Regions from separate parts of the Mus musculus genome. Here region 1 is linked to region 2. Evidence: chromatin loops called from intact Hi-C (ENCODE). Cell type or tissue: left cerebral cortex. All regions are shown on one strand. Links, peaks and the distances in the headings refer to the core of each region. The heading gives the core; the rest is flanking DNA.

Region 1 (10,287 bases), core at 1,428-9,427, 300 kb before region 2:
AAGACCGGAGAACTGACTGTAGTCTCAGTTAAGTGTCCTCAAGGAGTTGATCTCTGCTTCAGCTTCCCCACCTGCATGCTAGGGGAAAGTTTTCATAAGAACCTCTCTTCCTTTAGTAAAGGAGGTTGTTCAGATGCCACAGAAGACAAGAATGACAGTGACATTTCCTATAGGTGTCACTGCTTAGAGGATAGACAAACAGCACGGACCTGATGCGCTCTTGACTATAGGAACTGAGAGAACTGAAGAGAGTGGAGACTATCCATCCACAACAGCAAGTAACCCACACACCACTGAGAGAAGCTTCGGGAACACGCCCTGCATCGTGTAGTTGTCTTCAAGCACTCGCCCTTACAAGGAAACAGGTTTTCTTTGGACCAGATATTCCTGTCCCTCATCATATACTTAGCTAGGGTTCCAAGGGGCGGGGGGTCTGGGAAACAAACAGCCATACACTAGGTATAGATCACTTCAATTCTGACTCAAATCATGTTTCCTGAGCACTGACAAAGCTCTGGGCATTGTCCAAGGCACGTTTGCATATCACAAAACATTAATTTATTTCCCAGAAAAAAAATCCTATGATGTTTCTACCTATTGGTGACAGGAAAAAAACAAAAACAAAAAAACAAAAAACTGCCCAAGCCTTAGAAGGTTCCTTCGAAGTGGCTAAGTCAATATATATGGACATTTTTCAACTCAGACCTTGTCTGACTCACTGCCAATGGCTTTCCTGAACTAGGTGCAGCCCAATCCTGATGCTCCCACGGAAGCAGGAAGCTGAGAGCACGGGCTCTGGGGACCCTTCAGTCTGTTTTGGTACTATCTATCCTGAACTTTTGGAAGCAAGCCACTGCTAACTTACTGGGTTGCAGAATCCTCATCTGTAAAATGAAGGAGCTAGGAAAGAAAGTGACAGAGAAGAAAGTGACAGAGGACCCATTGGTTCTAGTCATTCTCCTGGATCCAGGACACAGAGACCACAGCTCCAGTCTCTCCGAAACTGCCTTGTGATGGCTGCCCATGCAGAGCGGGAAGTGGAGCATCTGGGTTGGTTGCTGTGGGGATACAATTAGCCTGAGCCTCATCTCAGCAGAGGGAGTTCTGGGAATTCCTGATGAGGCTGGTGCCCAGAACAGGGCACACAACCTGCATCACTTGGAACCCAAAGCAATCTAAGGTTCAGCCTACCCACAGAAACCCACTCACCCTCCTAGAAAAGAAAAGAACTGGGCCTCCAGCCCCTCCTGGCCCTTTGACTCATGACCCCTAATACCTCTGCTGTATCTAAGATGGGCGCTGGCAGGGGTTCAAATGGCAAAGATTAAGAGACTGCTGAATCAGGACCTACTCGGGAAGAGCCTTGTTAGCCAGACACATGGCTCCGAGAAGACAATGCCCTTCTCTCCTGTCAGTCTCCCAGTACTGCCCCTTGGACTCTGGGATCCCATTGCCAGCTGCCTGACTTTGCAAGCTGAGCTCCATGCCCTCAGCTCCAACTCTGAGTCAACTCTTCTAAGGCCATGAGCAATTCACAAACTGCTTTCTGATGGGTAATTGAAAGCTCAGAGCGAGGCAACGTTAATCCTCTCCCTATCTATCCTAAAGTCTCTTGTCCCAAGGGCAAACTTTTACCCTGTACAATAATCCAGGGCAGTCTTTTTTCAAGAAGGCCCATGCAAGTACCAGATCATCTCCGGAGATTCAGAACCTATCGTTCAGGTTTAGAGTGCCAAGAAAATAGCAATTACCCCTTTACTGCTTTCTGTGCACATGTGCATATGTGCATACATGGACATACATGTACACACCTCGGTTTGGAAGAGGACTATCGTCTATCAGACAACAACCTCAAGTCCATACCAGCCACGCCCACCCAACAACCCTGCAGGGATGACCTGGCTTAAACAGGACTTTTACAGGTTCCTGCTGCAACACTCACCCCTAACAGCACCAGTGCCTCTCAGAGCTGGCCTGGGTATGAACCCTGCAACAGGCGCTATAGTGCGGCCCCATTTCCAGCCAATGGCACCGCATACGCCTCCCATACCACGGCTTTACTAGGACATGGGTGCTTTACAAATGAAAACTCTGAAGCTATTTTTGTTTGTGGCAAAAGAGTTTGACAGTAGGAAAGATTTGGCTGTGGGGTGAGGTAGGGATGCAGGAGGGAGAGAGATTAAAACCAGGTAAATGCAGAAATGACAAACATGAAAAAATCCTGAAAAAGAAAAAGAGAACACTTTCTCCTGCTGTAAAAAGTCAGCTGCCTGCTAAGCAACGTCTATTTTAGAAGCAGAGGGTCAAAAAAAAAAAAAAAAAAAAAGGCAGACCTCCTGTCCTGGGGGGTTGACACTTCCATTTCACCTGAACAGACACAAAGCAGAAAAACAAACAAAAAAAAAAAAGTCACATCACCAAGATCTGCCCTTCAATGACCTCGGAGGAGAGTCCTCAGAAATCAGAGCTGGTCTGGGGAACTGTTTCACGCCCCCAGGGAGTCTGTCCCGTGTCTGCGGGATTTTGTTGGGTATGAAATGAGCATGGGGGCCATGCTGGAGATCCCGTGGGGCACAGGCCTGGGACCTGCAGATCCTCTTCTTTACAGTGCCTCTCCTAGCTCCTAGGATGGCCAGTGCAGTTTCCCCAAACTCTTTCTCCAGCCTCCTCAACGGCAAAAGGAAGCCGCTGTTAATCGTTCTTCCTCTGGAGGTCCCTTGTGTACTTACGTCTTATAGCATTCAAGACGCAACATGGAAAAAAAATAAACACATCAGCTCCTTTCAGTGGGCCGGTATGTGTCCACATGGGGAAATGTACACACGCTTTGCATTGAATGAATGCCCAGAATCCCCCTTCCCCCCGCTTTCCGAGATTAAACCTTCAGGTTCCCTGGAAGTAACAGTAAATAAGGCATCGATTCAAGCATCACCTACATTCATGCATGACCACCCTGTAAAACCTGATTACTGATTGCATTGTGCCGCCTATCACCCCGTGAAAGTTCAGAGGCTCCGTCAAATACACGGAGACTTTCTTTGCCTTGATTTCAGGTCTGGAACCTCTCAGCCTGTTGCTGACTTATCAAGGCTGCCCGGGATAAAAGGAGAACAACGTGGGCTGAATTAAATGCCAGCACTAAGAAAGCACAGGAATCTAGTTGATTTCCAGGTAACTTCTCTGCCCATCCCTAGTGTAAACACTCTGTTAAAACAAATTTGAACCCCCTTCCCTATGGTCTCTCGGGACACTTATGGGACCTTTCCCGGGAAAGAAAAGATGTGCCAGGCAGGACGAGCTGGACCAGCCTCATCCTCTAACAGGCAAACACAGGCTCGCCTGGCTGGAGAACTTTGCAAAGCGCCCCAAACGGCTCCCAGCTTCCACTCTCAGCCATTTCTCTTCTCAGCTCACAAAGAGCGGGGACGGAGCAAACCGTCGCCACCTGCAGCCAGGTCCCGGGGCGCTGCTCCTGGCGCCCGGCGAGGGAAGGCAGGCCAATGGCAAGAGGGCAGAGGTTCACACCCCCACCCCCAAACCTCTCGGCGCCCCAGTGCCCGGAGGTGGCTCTGCAGCCCAGGGAACCGACGCCCCCAGGCCGGCTGCTTGCTCCCCCACGGCCCGGCCCCACCCCCAATCCTTCCGGCGCCCCAGCGCCCACCCACCCGGGCGCGGGAGTGGGAGGGTGCCGCGTGGGCAGCGGGAGCAACAGGCGTGGGAGCAGCGCTCCTCGCACTTGCTGTCTCTGGGAGGCTCGGTCGTTTCCCTCTTACCTTCGCCGAAGCCAGCCCCAGGCCCCGCGCCCCGCGCGCGCGAGGAAGCTGAGGCCAGGGGCCGCCGAGGCGCAGAGCGCCCAGCAGCGCGGGGAAGCGCCCAGCAGCCGCCGCTCGGGCGGCTCCTCCTCGCCGGCGAAGTCTCGCTCGTCCCTCCTTCACTCGGTCGGTTCGTGCGTCGGTCCGTCCGTGGGGCCGTTCCTCCCCCGCTGCCGCCGCCGCCGCCGCCGCCACCGCCACCGCCGCTCCAGCCCGGGCTTGGCAGCGTGTCCCCTCCCCGCCTAGCCGCTCCGCTCTCGGGCTCGTGAGCTCCGGTTCGCTCGTTCCCTGCCCCCGCCGCCGCTGATGCCGGGCAGAGCGGAGCCGGGCCGGCCACGGGCTGCCTCTCCCGAGGAGGCGGTGGGGGCGCGGCGCGGGCGGGGCGGAGAGGAGAGTCCGGGGGAGGCGGCGAGGCTGCGCCCTCCGCTCCCCACCGATCCCCACGGGCCGAGCGGCCCCAGGCCGGGCCCGAGAGAGCAGAGCGGCCAGGCTGCGGAGGGAGCGAGGAGGAGGACCCGGGAGCCTAGCCGCCGGAGGGTGCCCAGGGCGAGGGCGTGCGAGGGGGAGTGACTCTGCGCGAGGGTGTGTGTGTGTGTGTGTGTGTGTGTGTGTGTGTGTGTAGGGCGCGCGCGTGAGTGGGGGGGCTGCAGCGGGGGGGGGGAGGCGGGGAGACTAGGCAGAGCCTGGTGCGTCTCCCCAGGAGAGTGGAGGAATCCTAGGGTGTGCCTGGAGGTGGTAGTGGAGTGTGCGGACGCGAGTGTGAGCGCGTGTGCCGGCGAGGGTGGGCATGGGGCGAGCGTGGCAAGGTGAGCTTGGCTTGGGGGTGGGGGAGGAGCCGGGCGTGCGGCGTGATCGTGAGTTCGGGGGCGTGTGTGGCTGGGGACTTAGGAAGAGGTGGTAGGGAGCGCTGGCGTGTATGCGCGTGGGGTGTGTACACTTAACTGGCTGTCTGTTTCCCATTCACTGTCCACGCGGTAGAGCAACTAACTCCTCTCCTTGGTCACCTAGTGAGGTGCAGCTGGTCGCCGCGCAAGCTTACAGGCTGACCCTGAACAGTCAGGTGTGTTTGCCAAAGCTGGGAAGATCCCACGGAAGACAAACTGCCTTTATCTCCGCGTAAGAGCCACTGTCGTTCAGGAGTGACCTCTGACACATGGCCAGAAGGTCAGGATTCGCTCCAATACCCCACCACGAATACCCAGAATTAAGACTGGGGATTTAGGAACTCTCATTTCTCTATCTTTCCAAAGCGGGCCCAGGCCCTGGATCCTTTCCAGAGCCCAGAGTTATCTATTGCTTAGTACTCGGACCCAGCGTGAGGAGTGGGACAACCACGGGAGCATAGGATCCAGCTGAGAGTCCCAGGACCATCGCGGCAGCAGAGTAGAGCCCAGTCCTGGCTGCTAAGCCAAACCGTGGCCGGCTTTCCCTGTGTCTCCGGCCTGGGTGCTGGGACTCCCGAGCCTGGAGATCGCGAAGCAAGCAGCTTCGTGCCTCTGCCCGGACCGGAACGCCTTGGCTTGAGAGATGGCAGCTCTGAGTATGGAAAGGTGTGTGCTGAAACACAAAAGCAGAGGAAAGAGAAATGTGCGGAGAGGGTGAAGGCGTGAGTCAAGAATAGGGTTTCTGGTTTGTGGCAAACCGATCCTGTTCCAGAAGTGCAAGTCGAGGAGTAGTTATTGAGGTCTCAGCTACTCTGGGCCTCCAGTACTTCTGAGCTTCTTTTTCATAGGCTCACTTACCCTAACCAAAGCTCCTTTAAGTTTGTCAGTATGAAAGGTGTACAATTGGCCCTTCAAGAGGTGGGTGTGGACCCCATTAACATTTGCCCAGAGTCCAAGAACCCCGTGAGATTTGCATACTCATTTGCATACAGTACTAATGATTAACAACACTGCCACTCCCTGGCCAACCCTGGAAGAATTCAGGGAAGGCCCTGGCGAGGATTCTCCCTCCCTCCTCTATTTGGGAGAGGTTTTTGTTGTTGTTGCTACTGCTAGTGGTGGTGGGGTTTTGTTTTGTTTTTTTGTTTTTTAAATCTCAGTTGAATTGACTCCTGAGAGAAGGTTCTCTGTCTCTGAGAAGCCTGGTCCCAGTAGTGACATTTTCCTTTGATCTAACACCTTCTGTCCAGTTTTGGAGCAGTGAAAATATAATATCTTATTTCTGTCGAAGTTTGAATTTCCTGTACGGCATTGCCATTGTTCAGCAACATAAAGGTACTTCCAGGATCGAGCCCCCCAAACTGTCAGGGAGGGAACACCACTAGACTCTTGGAGTGGTCTACTAATGTGACAGCTTGTGGTCTCTGGGACTTTGTAAGCCATTTGTGGAGACAGGACACTCACACCCTGCCCCACATCCTCCAATCCCGATCCTCAGATGCTCATACTTGGCAATCTAAGTGCAGTGCCTGTGAACTGCTCTCTCTCTCTCTTTCTCTCTCTCTCTCTCTCTCTCTCTCTCTTTTTTTTTTTTTTTTTGTCTCCAGTATCTCAAGAAAAGTAAGGGAGACTTGGATTTCTAGTTCAGGCCACTGTGGGTTTTGTTTACAGTTCTCCTTGAGGCTGGATGGTGAGGAGAAAGAAGGTACCTGGCTTAGGTTCAAGCCACTGGAGGAGACACTGTCCAGGAGATGCTGGGTACCCTCCATTTCCTCCTAGAATCTCCCTAGCCATGCCTGTTGACTCCTTCCCCCCTCTGCCTCTGGACCAGCCTGGCCGGGATTTTTCACTTGCTTTTCCCCCATGACGCGGCCGCTTTTCCTTTAACTCTCAGCTTCTATTTAAAAAGCTAATTTGGGAGCCTGTCGATGCTCCCAATTCAGACATTTTAAATAGGAACTGAAAGTCAGGAACTGCCAGGGCAGTAGGTTTCCTCCTCTTACCACTGACAGGGCTCAAGTGTTGGTTCAGTCACTCCAGCCCCAGTGTGTATGTGTGTTCTGCAAGCTCAGAGTGTATTTCAGGTTATCTTTTCCATTTAAAGACAATGCTCCTATGGGAGATTGCATGTGTGTGTCTGTGTCCTTTCCAAGCTGTGCACACGTAAGGATTCTTCCTTGGTCCCGAGGCTCTGGTGGTGTCTGTCGCCATGTGGACTGTGAGAGAAAAGAGCAGCATAGCTTATAGTCTGCTCCCTCTTGGCTGTTGTTGCCTGCGCTGTTCTTTCTAGCGCTGTTGAACTCAGGCTTGCTCTTTGAAGCTTGCCTAGGTATCCTAAAGGCTCGCTCTAGCCCTCACTTCTTGTGGCTGTCCTACTTCGATTGTTTGTCCCCGTGCTGGGCAACTATTTTGAAGTTGGGACTTTTCTGAGGGTTGCAAGCTTTCTACATTGAGAATCTCATGTACCTTGAAGGGGTAAAACATACTTTGAGGTCAGAGTGATTCAATCTGTCTCTGGCTGTTACTAGGTTTGAGCCTGTCTCTGGCTGTTACCTGGCTGTGGGACCATAGGGAACTTACTTAACCTCTCTGTGCCTCCCCCACCCCACCATCTCTAAAATGTTCAATGATAAAAATTACAGCTCTTCAGTGACTGTCATAGATAACATGCCTGGAATTTGGGTAGTTGTTTGTTGTTTAAGATAGGAGGTATGGAGAACTTTGTCTAGGAAAAAAAGTTAGAACTGTCAGATTGTGTGGGGGTGCACGGGCACACACATTAAACCACTATGCACATGACAATACAAATGCCAGGCTGGAGCCTGTCAGGTCACATTGAATCATGGGGCTGAGTCCCTAAGCTCCAGAAGAGCATAAGGGGACAGAGCCAGAGCCATAGGGACAGCAATAAGGAAGGGGACAGAGACAGAGTCAGAGACAGTGATGAGGAAGGGGACAGAGAGAGATTCAGGGACAGCGATGAGAAAGGGGACAGAGACATAGTCAGAGACAGCGATGAGCAATCCACATGCCCAGAGGTAAGTTTTACACAGAAGGAATAAGTGCTGAGACCTGTCTGTCCACAGGCTCCAACCTCCTGCTTTATCCAAGCATTTACCCAAACACACACAGGCAGGTTCCAGAAAATGAAGCCATGGGGAGTGTTCAGCAAGAGTAGCCTCCAGTTCTTCATGCCACTTTTCTTTTTCTCCTCTTCCTTCTCTTCCTCTTCCCCCTCTCCCTCCTTCTCTTCTTTCTCTTCATCCTCTTCCTCTTTTTCCCCATCACCTCCTCTCCCTCCTCCTCCTCTTCTTTTTTTTTTTTTTTTTTTTCTGGTTCAGTCCCTGCTTCTCACTCCCTTGTCTCACCATCAGGCAGAGGAGCTGATGAATTTGCTACCAGAGTCCATTTCTTTCAGTTCAAAAGAACATGAGCATATGAGGAGGGACATGGGAGACCAGAAGCCAGAAGAGGAGCTACGAGCATAATGACATGGGCCCTCTGGGGGGTCTGGGGGGACCCATTGTGCCTTGCAAATCCTGAGGCATATTCAGGGTCTTATACTTTTTTATTGCTGTAATAAAACATCATAATCAAGGAAATTTATAAAAGAAAGTGTTTAATTTGGAGCTCTTGGTTTCAGATGGTTAGAGTCCATGTCCACCATGGTAGGGAGCATGGCATCAGACAGGCGGGCATGCTGCTAGAGCAGGAGATGAGAGGACCCATAAGCACAAGGCAAAGAGAGAAGAGAGAGGAGAAAAGAAGGGGTGGGGGAGGGGAAAGAGGGAGAGAGAGCTCTAGCTAGCTAACTGGGAATGAAGTGGGCTTTGGAAAACTCAAAGCCCACCTCATAGTGACACACCTCCTCTAACAAGGCCATACTTCCTAATCCTTCCAAACAGTTTCACCAACTGGGGACCAAGTATTCAAACACATGTGCCTATGTGGGGGTTGGGGTAGGGAGTATTTTCATTCGAACCACCGCATCTAGCTATGCATGTCAATTCCGAGCTGGAACATCCCTAAGTTGGCTGCTGGCTGTGTATTCTGTGCCTTTATGGTAGACATCAATACTCAGAGATACACAAAGGAAGGGAGTTGGTAGAGGGGGACCTCTGCAGTGTTCCCCTTGTCTTTTGAGACAGGACTCCTCATTAGGAACTGCAGCTCAGCCTCTTAGGCTAGGGTCTGGACAGCAAGCCCCAGGGACCCTCCTATCCCTGCCTCCCCAGAGATGGGGTCATACAGGTACTGTTGCACCTGGCCTTTTTTGTGGGCATTAGAAACTAACCCGAGGTCCTCACACTTGTGTGGCAAGCACTCTACTAGCCAGCTTTCCTCAGCTCCAGTGCCTCCTCCTGCATGTGCACTGTTTCCAGAACCATTTCTTGCTCTTCTTTGCTTCTCTGTCTGTTGTTTTCCAGGAAAAGTTTATACAGACATGTGGTGTTAACTTTACTCTGGCTTCTTGGTTTCTCTGTTCTTGACCACCCCCCCCCCACCTCTTTGTTACATCTCACTACCCTCTCCTACTGGATTATCCCCGTGCTGTCATCTGTCTCACTTCTGGACCTACTTGACCTACTTACACTCTCCTCCCAGAGCACAGGCTCTGTCCCTTTCTGATGGCTTCTTGCCCCATCAAGTCTTCAAACCTCTGCACATGCTGTCTCCCGTCCTCCAGAAATGCCCACCACTACTTTCTCATTGTTTCCACATTGTTGGGTTATGTGAACAAACATGTATTCACCCCGCCTAGGGGACTGATGTCAGGTCAAGGATTCCACTCAAATGTAGTGAGTTTATAGCGAGTATATACAGGAACATGAGGAGCTTGGGTAGGGAGTTGGGATCATTGCAGCCTTAAGAGTTCCCTGCCCAACTTGTACCCAGCTCTTACCAGACAGCATCTTCTCCCAACAGTTGTTCAATGTTTCGCAACCTTGGTTTTGGCAGGTGGTGGTGGTGGTGGTGGTGGTGGTGGTGGTGGTGGTGGTGGTGGTGGTGGTGCATTCATGCTTGTGAATTTGAAAGTTGCTGGGTTTCCTGAACCTCTAAGTTTATTAACTTCTTATTCCTACGAGTCTCTCTACTCCTTCCAGGAGAGTTTGTCTCAGTTCTGAGGAAGTAACTACAGAACACTCTTTTCCTAGCTGACCTTACTCAGTCTCAAACCTTAAATACCCAGCACAAAGTTTACATTCTAAGTTTTAATAAAGTCCTTCCTGCATCCCAGATGAACCGACTATTCGCACTTCCTGGGTTCTGCAGTCCTTCCTGTGTATCCTAAGGGTAGTTCTTCCCATCTGTACTGCACAGGCTTAGTTGTCTGCACACGATGTCTCTTTCTAGCCTTTATGTGGTAAGGCAAGGACTCGGTCTCAGCCAGCTCTGACTCCTGACACAGCGTGAGGCACATGGGAGATGCTCAGTGCATCTAGATGATGACTTATTCTAACAGTCACTCCTGTAGTTCCCTTGATTATGAGTGTGCAGAATAGGTGACAGATTTGCCATCTGGTCTGTGTCCAAGTCCCTTTTCGATGGATCTCAAACATGGGCATGGAGACACAATGGGGAGAGAAAAA
Region 2 (10,287 bases), core at 785-8,784:
AAGTCCCTTTGAGTCAGTTCCCATATTGGCAGTCAAAAGGAGAGTCTTGGAAAGCAATTAACATTACCATCCATACTAATGGTTATTGAGTACCTATTTCATGTGGTCCAGAAACTGTCATGATTTATCTCACTTATCATCATCTCTTCATCTGCAACATCATGAAAACATTAGCATCAAAGAGTATTCATAAAGAGCCTACTTTTCTATAACAACACTCAGCTAGACTGAAAGGGAGTGACATCAGCCACATCCAAGTCCCTTGACAGTCTTCTAGACAGGCACACTGATGTGAAGACAAATGCACAGGGTGTTAGACTAAGACAGGAAGAGACAATGAGATATTTCCCTCATTATCAGGTAAGAAGTGAGAGCGGGAAGCCAGAATAGACCCTGCAGATAAGCTAAGGGCCTGAGAGGTCAAGGTGGAGAGAATGGGTCCCAGTTGGGGAAAAACTCCAGCTCTGCTCAACCTGGCCAAGAAAATGCAAGGAAAGAAACATAAAAGAAACTGAAAAAGCCAGTCCAGTACCTAGTCCAGTTTCTATGATCAAAGCATATATGCTTAGACTTGGAAGGGGAATTTGTGGGAAGGGGAATTATGGGAAGAAAGAAGTGCTGGCATATATAAATGGACTAAGAGGCTAAGAGAAGAAAGGCCAAAAGAATTTGTCAGTGTTGGTATCAATCTATCTGGAAGATCTTAAAAAATATCCAGCCTGCAAAACAGAATGAGCAGGGGGGGGGGAATAGAGAGGTATGATAAACCCCAAAGGGCAATGGTACCAAGTAGAGATGGAGAGAGGGGGCTTGGACAATCTAAGGGTGGGGGAAAGGACAGAAAAAAAGAGATCAGAATGAGGGTAAAGGGTGGAATCCGAGATAGGAAACACCAAAGGCTCCGCCAGGTAAAGAAGACACAAAGGAATCCCTAAACAGAGGACAGAGAAGGTCTAAGAGAAGAAGCAGTAAAACTAGGCTGCAAAGGAGGGTGGGAAGAGAGAGGGCTCTATGAGTCTCAACACTCCCCTCAGGAAATTGCTGTTCTCGTCCACCCTTCTGTCCTTCCGTCCTCTCGTCTGGGAGCCTTTCTAATTTTTCCTCTCCTCTGTTCTCTGAATGGATAGCAGGCATGCTGTTGTGCCATTCTTCCAAACACTCAACCATCCTCCACCCTCCCGTCACTCTGCGTGATTGACACCAAACTTGTTCTTACCGCTAGTAAACTCTAAATCAGCAGTTCTCAACCTGTGGGTCACAACCCCTCTACCAACCCTTTATCTCCAAAAAATATTTACATTGTGATTCATAACAGTAGCAAAATTACAGTTATGAAGTAGCAACAAAAAGAATGTTATGGTTAGGGGGTCAGCACAACATGAGAAACTGCATTAAAGAGTCACAGTATTAAGAAGATTAAGAACTGCTGTCTTTATTCCTGTCCCAGCAACACTGATTGATCCTATTTTCAATAGCTTTATAAAGATCTTTTGAGATGACCTTATATCTTCCTACCTGCCATGCGAATTAATAATTAATAATTGATTAATAATAATTAATTAATCATATCCACTCCAAGATCCATTCAGTCATTAAGTACATATTTCCTGATAATTAGTCCCAGTTCCATGCTCCTTGTTGGAGTTTTAACCCTGAACATCATAGAGCAACTTCTGATCCATGGAACTTGGTGATTCATAGCCAAGTCAGGTATTAATCAACCAACTACTACTATGGCAAGTGCCACATGGGAGAAACAGAGGGTGGCATGAAAATGTAGAACTGAAGCCGAGTATTGGGGTGGTAATGTTCCAGCTGACCACTGAAGAAATAGGGGACCTTGACAGTCCTGGTGCCTGTGATTCCTGCATCTGAGAGGCGGGAGCAGAAAGATCAAGAGTTCATATCCAGCCCTTGCAATACAGTGAACTCCAGGCCATCTTCCAGTGCAGCAAAGCAAGAGCCTATCTCAATTTAAAAATAAGCATAAGAGAAGGAAGGAGGAAAAGGAACAAGCAATTGGAGAGGTTGCCAGGCTTGTCCTTTCATGGGGTCTGGAAATTGCAAAATTTGCAGACCTAGACTCAAAGCTATCCTATGGTAGCATTTCTACCATCATTACCTCTGTGTCCCTAAGAACACCATCTGATAGGCATAGTATATACAGGGGTAGACACTGCCATGCCTTCAGGGAAGACTCCATGCCACCTCCAAACCTTAGTGTCTCTTTCTGTGTCTTTCACCCACCCAAACTCCCCTGCCTGCATCCCCCCAGGTCCTGCAAACTTATCACACCCTTGTCTGCAGGTCAAGCCCTGAGCATCAGTTGGCATCTCCCATCTTGACTTCACTACTGTGTTTGCACTATCATCCAACACCTTTTAGCCTCTACCGTGCCAAGTAGGCACACTGCTGCTGCCATTTCTCCATCCTGAAAGGCTGTGCTTGCCACTACTCTAAACCCTACTCACCGTGAGTCTTCTCTCCTCTTCTCTCACTCATTGGCATATTGCAATGAAAAAGTGCAAGGAACCCAAGGTCAGAACCAGTGATGAATTCCATGTACTGCTTAAATTCTCTCAACCTGTTGCCCCATCAGCAAAATTTGGGCATAACAGAAATATTGACATAGGAATCAAAACATCAAAAAAAGCTAAGTTTCTATCTGAAAAATCCTTCATAAACTGAGAAGCAACTTCAAAGAATGAGAAATTGACTGACAGCCCCTCTCTCCACTCACCCATTCGTGCAAACAGCATGAAACACTTGTGCCAGAACTTGAACCGTGGCCTTAGTTTTCTCCCTCAATCATACTAGAAACCACCCAAGGGACAGGTATTCTTCACTCCCTTCCTCCATCCTCTGTGGTACATAGGAAAGAACTGGGAACCTAGTAAATACATCTGGGTGAAACTAAGATCTATGAGGTCTGTGAATATGATGGAGATATTCCCGAGTCAAGTGGGCTTAACTCAAAGGCAAAGGTACAGGCATACATGCACACACGGCTTCCACTGAGTCAGCAGATCGGGGTACTCCGTCTCACAAACCCCAAGAATGAATTTCAAAGACAATGATGGGTGAGATCAAGAAGTTTTATTATAAAGAGAAAGCAAGCAGAGTTCCCGCACATTAGACAGGTTCACAAGAGAGGGTTACTGGCAAGTTTAGACTTGGGGGCCTGGCATACATAATGGGAAGGGGCCAGAGACTGAGACAGAATTGCTGCCAAAGGATTTTTTTTTTTTTTTTTTGGCTAGGGGCTAAATAGGCTCATTCCTGAGGAAGTAAATTGGTCTTTGAAATGATTTGGATGACATATGGCATTATGGGGTGGTAAGATGACCAGTCCAGCTGGTCAAACCTTAGAGCCCTGTGAGATGTACTGTACCTCTCCATCCTGGTGACTAGACAGGTTTCAGCACAACACATCCAAAGATCAGGGAAGTATCTGATCACAAGTAGCTTCCAGGCAGCTCTGCTCATTAATTCTCTGTGCAAAAGAAGAAAGATTTAAAACCAAGGACACAAACCAATATCTCTAGTCAAAATATTTTCCATGTTTCTGGTGATGAACCAGCCTGCCTCCGTTTTAGGCTTGAGAAACATCTTATAGTAAAGATGAACTAGGCTTGTTCTTGTTTATAATTAAATCTCTGTTTCTCAAGAACTGGGCTATGCCCCATCTGTAACCTTAACTACAAATGGTTCTGTACTGCCTGTTTCAGGAAAGTACAGCCAGGGCTTGTTTCAGAAAGTTGTTTATAACCGCCTTGAAACCCTACTTTTGTTTCAAAAGGTTGTTTTGACTACCGTCATGACTGCCTTGTTAGGACCACCTTGTCTTTGTGTCTTGTCTCAGGAGGTTTAGGTCATTATGACTGACTTGTTTTGCTTATCTGTTGCTCCTGTAACCCCAAGTTTAGCCACCAAATCCCCTATTTGGAAACCCTCTACCCCAAACTATAAAAACTTTATTTTTTCTGCATCCAAGGCTGATCTCTTGAACCCCACTCCCACCTTAGGGGGAGGCAGTTCGTGTACACAAATTAAAGAGCTTGCTTTAATTAATCGCCTGTTTTAATTAATTTGGCCGTGGTGATTTGGGTCAGTGGTCTTTCTCCTAGCATCTTTGGGACTCACACTGGCCTCCAGCCAAGACACAACTGCAGTAAGACTAAGGACACTCCTGACAGAACTGGCTGCTTTCAGGGTCTCCAACTGATCCTATCCCTGCAAGTTTCTTTCTCCTAATCTCATCACAGGTTTATGGCTGAGCTCTCCTAAAGTATCAGGAGGCTGTCCCATGGTGATATGGAGTTATTGACACCTGCGAGGCTGTCTGGGAAATGAGCCAGCTCTTCATGCCTCTAACCTCGGGCTATCACATCCCAGAGATGTCAAGACTCCCAATGCCACCAGAACCAGCAGCCATTAGATTGATTTAGAGAGACTTGTTTTTTTGGTTTTTTTTTTTCCCCAGAAATATCTGGATTTCTGTTCCCCTTGCCAGCCTAGCTATAGCCCTAGGATTATAACGATAAATTTCCATTTAGCCATGACAAATGACTGCACAGCTCCCTTCCTCCTGTCACCCCAACCACCTACTTTTGAAGTTTCACTCTCAGAGGCAGCTGGAGGGCCTTGCCTCTGTGTGACACTGGCAGAGTCTACCATTCACAGGGGCCTAACACCAGTGTTATTTCAGAGCAGACTGTGCCCTGGGAGGAAAAGCAGCCCTGTGGGACAAGGCTGGGGTGTAAAGTCTTCCAGCCTTCCCTGGGTGAAGTCCCTGCTGATCTGGGATGAGGACAGGAGAAATCTGAATAAGAAGAGGCTGGTGGTAGAGGGGAAGGAGGAAGAGGCAAAAGAAAAAAGAAAAAAAAAAGTTCATTAGCTGCATTGATTCAAGGGGAAGACGAGTGATTAAATAATTCACCCCCAAGGAAGAGGCTCCCCTCCTGCTCTTTCCTTGGCAGGATGCAGAGATAATTTTGTATCGAATCAGTCCTTGCTCTGTCTGAGCTGGGGCTAGAGTGAGGGGGCTGTGGAGTGAGACTGCCACACCTCCGGCAGCCAACCCTTAGCCAAGCATTTTAGAGGAGGCGGGGCAGCGCCCTCTGGCTTCTGAATCAGCTACTCCCGGTGGAGGTACGCTGAGCTGAATTAAGCCCAGCACCAAAAGGTTCCTTCATAAAGCTTCTGTTCCCTGAGGCAGGGGCCCATGACAGAGGGGAGAGGAGCAAAGGTGGACCAAGGACTGGAAAATGTACAAAGTAAGCAATCTCCATCGTCAGCGTCCAAAGCCAACCGTCACACCACTTAGAAGAGAAAGGAGATAGCATTTCCATTGAGCCTGCTTGGTTCTGAGGGCATTCAGCCTGACTTACCTGTTTTTATTGCCCTCTTGTTATCTGCCAGGCAGAGGGACGGAACACAGAGAGACAGTCCCTCCAGGCTTTCAGTCATTCTACATAAGGAAAGGAAATGTGAACAAGTAACTGTCAACGGTATTAAGTTAAGACTGGCAGAAGGTGGGGGTGTAAGAAGGAGGGAGGAGGCCAGGGGCCTCTGGAAGGTTCCCACAGGAGGTGTGTACTTTGCTGGTTCACATACCCCAAGCTCTGCTGCTCACAGTGTTCTAGCCCAGACTCCTTCGCCAGTTCACAGCTGTCGGAATGTGGCCAGCCTCACTCCTGCTTTCCCCCAGCCCAGGATCCTTGCTGTAGGATCTACCTTGCTAGAAAAGGGTGTAGTCCAGCCCCTTCCTGTGAGAACACCAGAGGCTTGGTGCAAGAACTTCTTCATACACATTTCCACAACAGGACTCGGCCTTGCCAACTTGATGCCACGTTTTGGTGAGTGAGCAACTCTCGGATTGTCCTCTCAATTTTCTACTTAGCTTATACAGTCTTCAAATCAAGTTTGAATCCAGCCTGGAAGACAGGGTGTCTAGCTGTCCTGGGCCGGTCCTTCATGCAGGTAGAAGAAAGAGAAACCTGCCCCCCTCCAACACCAGCCTTCCTTCCCCCATCTCTTTCACTCTTGGCTCTGAGACAGAAACCACCAAAAGAGGAAAGGAGGTAAAATAAACTCCTGGCTCCCTGCTTTTTTCCCCACACCTGACGCCTGCCCATCAGCTTCCACCCACCTAGCACTAAATACTTGAAGACCTTCAGGCAAGATGCTGACCTCCCATTATCCCGCCTCTGCAATCAATAAGAGCTTGCCTTTCCCTGCAGTTAAGAGCCGCCCGGCCTCTTCTTCGGCCAGTTGCTGCTCTCTTCTCCCATGAGCCAAAGCCCCCATTAAAGCCTTGCCTGCAACGTACACAAACTTGGCAGGGTCTCATTTCTGTTGCTTCAAAGCCAAAAGATCCAGGTCTCCAGTAAACACATCCACTTCCTATTTAACCAAGGACTTCCAGCAACAAATTCACAAAGTAAGGGGAGTTTTGGGTTTTGTTTTGTTTTGATTTTTGGGTTTTTTTTCCTGTAAGAGCTCCATAAAGAAATAAAATTGGTTTTGGCCAAGTTGAAGGAGAAGCTAGATGTTCACATAACTGATCCCAATTGTTTAACTTCATGCTCCCACTGTTTCAGTCATGTGATGCCAACTCCTGCTTCCTAGGAAAGCACTGAAGACAGTGCCAGGATGTCCATTTCTGATCGAACACTTATTTGAGTCAGGCTCCATGTTCCTTTTGCCTCCACCTAGCAAGTTGCTCACACTTAGCAGCTTTGTCAAGATAGAAATAAGAATGGTGGCACACGCCTTTAACCCCAGCACTCAGGAGGCAGAGGCAGGCAGATTTCTGAGTTCGAGGCCAGCCTGGTCTACAAACTGAGCTCCAGGACAGCCAGGGCTATACAGAGAAACCCTGTCTCGAAAAACCAAAAAAAAAAGAATGCCTGTGTTGGCAATCAGTTCTAACGCACTTTGTCATATTTCAACTCCTCCAGACCTGAGGGTCCCTGCCCCCAGCTGGTTTCGATTGATAATAAAGAATTACCATACACCCAATGACTGGGCCAAAAGATGGAGATGAGACTTTTAGATTACACAGACAAGGGGCCAGGAGAGGGACGAGAGGAGAAGCCATGACGGGGAAGGAAAAAGATGAAATTTAAAGGCCCACTGGCATGTAAGAATCCCAGAAAGTGCCCAGAGACCACTTCCGCAGTTAAGTCTGAGGTAGCAGAGATGAAATATAGGTTTTAAAATACATTAACTCAGGAATACCAGAAGGGGGTATGATGGCTAGCCATGGGGGAATTTAGAAGTGCCCAACCATTGAGCCAGTCAAAACATATCAAAATTAACTTGTGTGTGTATGTGTTTCATTTGAGAATCTAAGGGGCTCTGGTGGGTGGCTGAAAGAGCCACCCACCTGAAGCCAAAGCAGTTGAACTAATTTACCGCTACAGATGGCACTAACATGGTAAGCAAGAACTCACTATTAAAAATTATTTAGAGATTCTCTGATGGCATACACACATGCCATGATGTTAAATTAAGATTTGGGGGAGAATTGGCTTCTTAGCAGGCTATAGGTTTTGCCTGAGCCACATGGGGAGTCCAGAACAATACAAAGAACTTGAGCTCAGAGATGCTGGGAGCCCCTGCTGTGCAAAGAGACAGGTTGCTCAGAGGCAGAGAGAGTCAGATGGTAGAGAAAGTCAGATGGTAGAGTCAGATGGTAGAAAGAGTCAGATGGTACAGAGAGTCAGATGGTACAGAGCGAGAGTCAGATAGTAGATGCTTGTTTCCTACAAGCAGATAATCAAAGGATAGAGATGAATGAAATTTGATTTAATTGTTTTTAAGGACAGAAGGCTGTATAATGGTAATTGTTTAAATGTTCTTAAGTATACATGGAATAAAGAAATCTAGGCTTTTGATCTTAAATTATAGGTTGTACTGGCTGGTTTTGTGTCAACTTGACACAGCTGGAGTTGTCACAGAGAAAGGAGCTTCAGTTGAGGAAATGCCTCCATGAGATCCAACTCTAAGGCATTTTCTCAATTAGTGATCAAGGGGGAAAGGCCCCTTGTGGGTGGGACCATCTCTGGGCTGATAATCTTGAGTTCTATAAGAGAGCAGGCTGAGCAAGCCAAGGGAAGCAAGCCAGTAAAAAACATCCCTCCATGGCCCATGCATCAGCTCCTGCTTCCTGACCTGTTTCAGTTCCAGTCCTGACTTCCTTGGTGATAAACAGCAGTATGGAATTGTAAGCTGAATAAACCCTTTCCTCCCCAACTTGCTTCTTGATCATGATGTTTGTGCAGGAATAGAAACCCTGACTAAGACATAGGTCAAAAGGCAGAGGGTAGGGAGCCAAACCTATCTCAGACAGTAGAGACTTAGGCCTTGAACTCACTATTTAAAATTAATCATAAAACAAACAGGAGATAGTGGAGGAGCACTATCTCAATAGATAATATTTGTTTAGATTGTTTTAATTGCTTTGAGTTGTTTTAATTATCAAAATGAATATGATTATACATTTGGTGGTATTTATATTTAAATTCCTCTGAGAGAGAGGTCAAGCTATACTTTTATGATTTCCAGTTATTGGACCACAGTCATGCTATTTTGGGAGAGAGGCTCTATATTTGTGTTAACAGGAAAGAAGAAAAGGCTTTGGACCCTCCCCCCTTCCAAAGTAATATGGATCAGATATAATAGGGGAAGACCCCCTGAAGATCTTGGTTACAGACAGAAAAGAAAAATCAAGAAGACCAAACGGGATAGCTAACTTGATTTGCTGATTCCTCAACATGGGAACAGCCCAGTAACTGGCTTAGATAAAAAAAAAAAAAAAATGTCTCTAGCCAAAATTTCAGCTAATTTAGACAATAACATCTTAATGTTTACAAATTGTTAGTCTCTTCCCTCCCAATAGTAGTCAGAGGTACCATTGACCAACTAAGAAGTGGGACTTTTCCCAAAGTATTAATATACACTTCATGCAGGTGTTCACCATATGGATGTGTCCATATTTATGGGATTTCCCCACTGACCTGAATTCCACAAGGGAAGTGAGAACTGTTGAGCATGACCACGTAAGCTACAACCATAGTTAGCATAGAGAGATGAGCTGAAATATACAACAGAGGGGGCATTTATATCTATTTAGTCTGGTTCTCAGCTGAAAACAGTTAACAGTAGCTTCCAAGTTAGATAGTTGAGCTCCAAGTGCAAAGAGTTTGGGGAGCATTTCAAGGTTTCAGCTTCTTTGATACTTACTCTCCCTAAGAACTGATATGCACAAAGGACCTGAGATAGTATCTAAGCCAAGCCCTGGAGGCCCAAATCGGGGAGTAACTTAACCTCCAGGTCACCTGGCTCCCAATATTGGGTTTTGGGACATCATCACACAGCCACTGGTTTTTCCAAGAGAAGAAAGATGGATTAAGATTGGCAGGTGGAGGGGCTAGAGAGATGGCTTGGAGGTTAAGAGCACTGATTGCTCTTCCAGAGGTCATGAGTTCAATCCCCAGCAACCACATGGTGGCTCACGACCATCTGTAATGAGATCTGATGCCCTTTTCTGGTTTTTCTGAAGACAGCTACAGTGTACTCATATACATATAATAAATATAAATATAATAAATAAAACATTTTTTAAAAAAGATTGGCAGGTGGAAACATTTATAACAACATCAATCACAAAGCATTGATTGATCAACCAACTACTATGTACTTAATGCTTTTCAAAGCACTTTGGCAAATAGAAAAGAGGAATCTAAACTGGGGAGCAAGTACTCCACGTGATATCTCTGCCTGAATCACGCCATAGGTGCTCATTAAACATTTGTAGCATTGCATCCCATAAACTGCAATAATACTGATCATTATTTACTGAATGCTTAGCGTGTGCCAGGGATCTTGTTCAAAGCTCTTCACGTGCATTTATCTCATTTGGTGCTAACCACACTTTAGAGTTGGACACTTCTAGTAACTATTTTTCAGATAATGCAACTGAAATGTAGAGAGGTCAAGCACGAAGCCATATCCTGGGCAAAGGGACAGAGGAAGAATGTGCATTCAACCACAAGATTGTAGAAGCCTTGAGACACACATATGGTGTGTGAAAAATCAGCCCCTTCTAGCTGAACTGCATTTGCCAGGTCAGAGCTAATAGAGCCTCTCAACACTCCTAGCATAGCCCTGTCCTTCCAAGGGTATGGTGAATGCAAGCCCTAACATACGCATAAACCCAAATGCACTGGGAGAGGCACCAAAAAGAAGTTCAATAACATCAAAATGAGGGCAATGGTTTTA

Evidence for each region. Peaks named below come from ENCODE experiments on the same cell type or tissue, not always from the same donor. Only the 100,000 strongest peaks of a DNase experiment are listed, where the experiment ranks them.
Region 1: a loop joins it to region 2, with 2.4 times the contacts of the local background. A loop is called at or near these places in 2 of 42 quality-filtered maps.

What each region holds. Positions count from the first base shown.
Region 1 is chr3:105,446,204-105,456,490 of GRCm38, reverse strand. Kcnd3 (potassium voltage-gated channel, Shal-related family, member 3) reads right to left here and starts at 4,601. Exons shown (of 8, transcript NM_019931.2): 1 at 3,774-4,601. It overlaps Kcnd3os (potassium voltage-gated channel, Shal-related family, member 3, opposite strand), which reads left to right and starts at 3,536. Exons shown (of 4, transcript NR_040759.1): 1 at 3,536-3,938; 2 at 4,821-4,976; 3 at 5,063-5,362; 4 at 8,071-8,301. In left cerebral cortex, for the core only: a CTCF peak has its summit at 5,716; DNase peaks (open chromatin) are centred at 3,995, 4,651, 5,266, 5,584 and 5 more places; H3K4me3 peaks cover 3,500 bases; H3K27ac peaks cover 2,642 bases.
Region 2 is chr3:105,146,795-105,157,081 of GRCm38, reverse strand. No RefSeq gene overlaps it. Among named protein-coding and RNA genes, the nearest start is that of Gm40118, 45 kb to the right of the region's middle. In left cerebral cortex, for the core only: a CTCF peak has its summit at 5,125; a DNase peak (open chromatin) is centred at 5,109.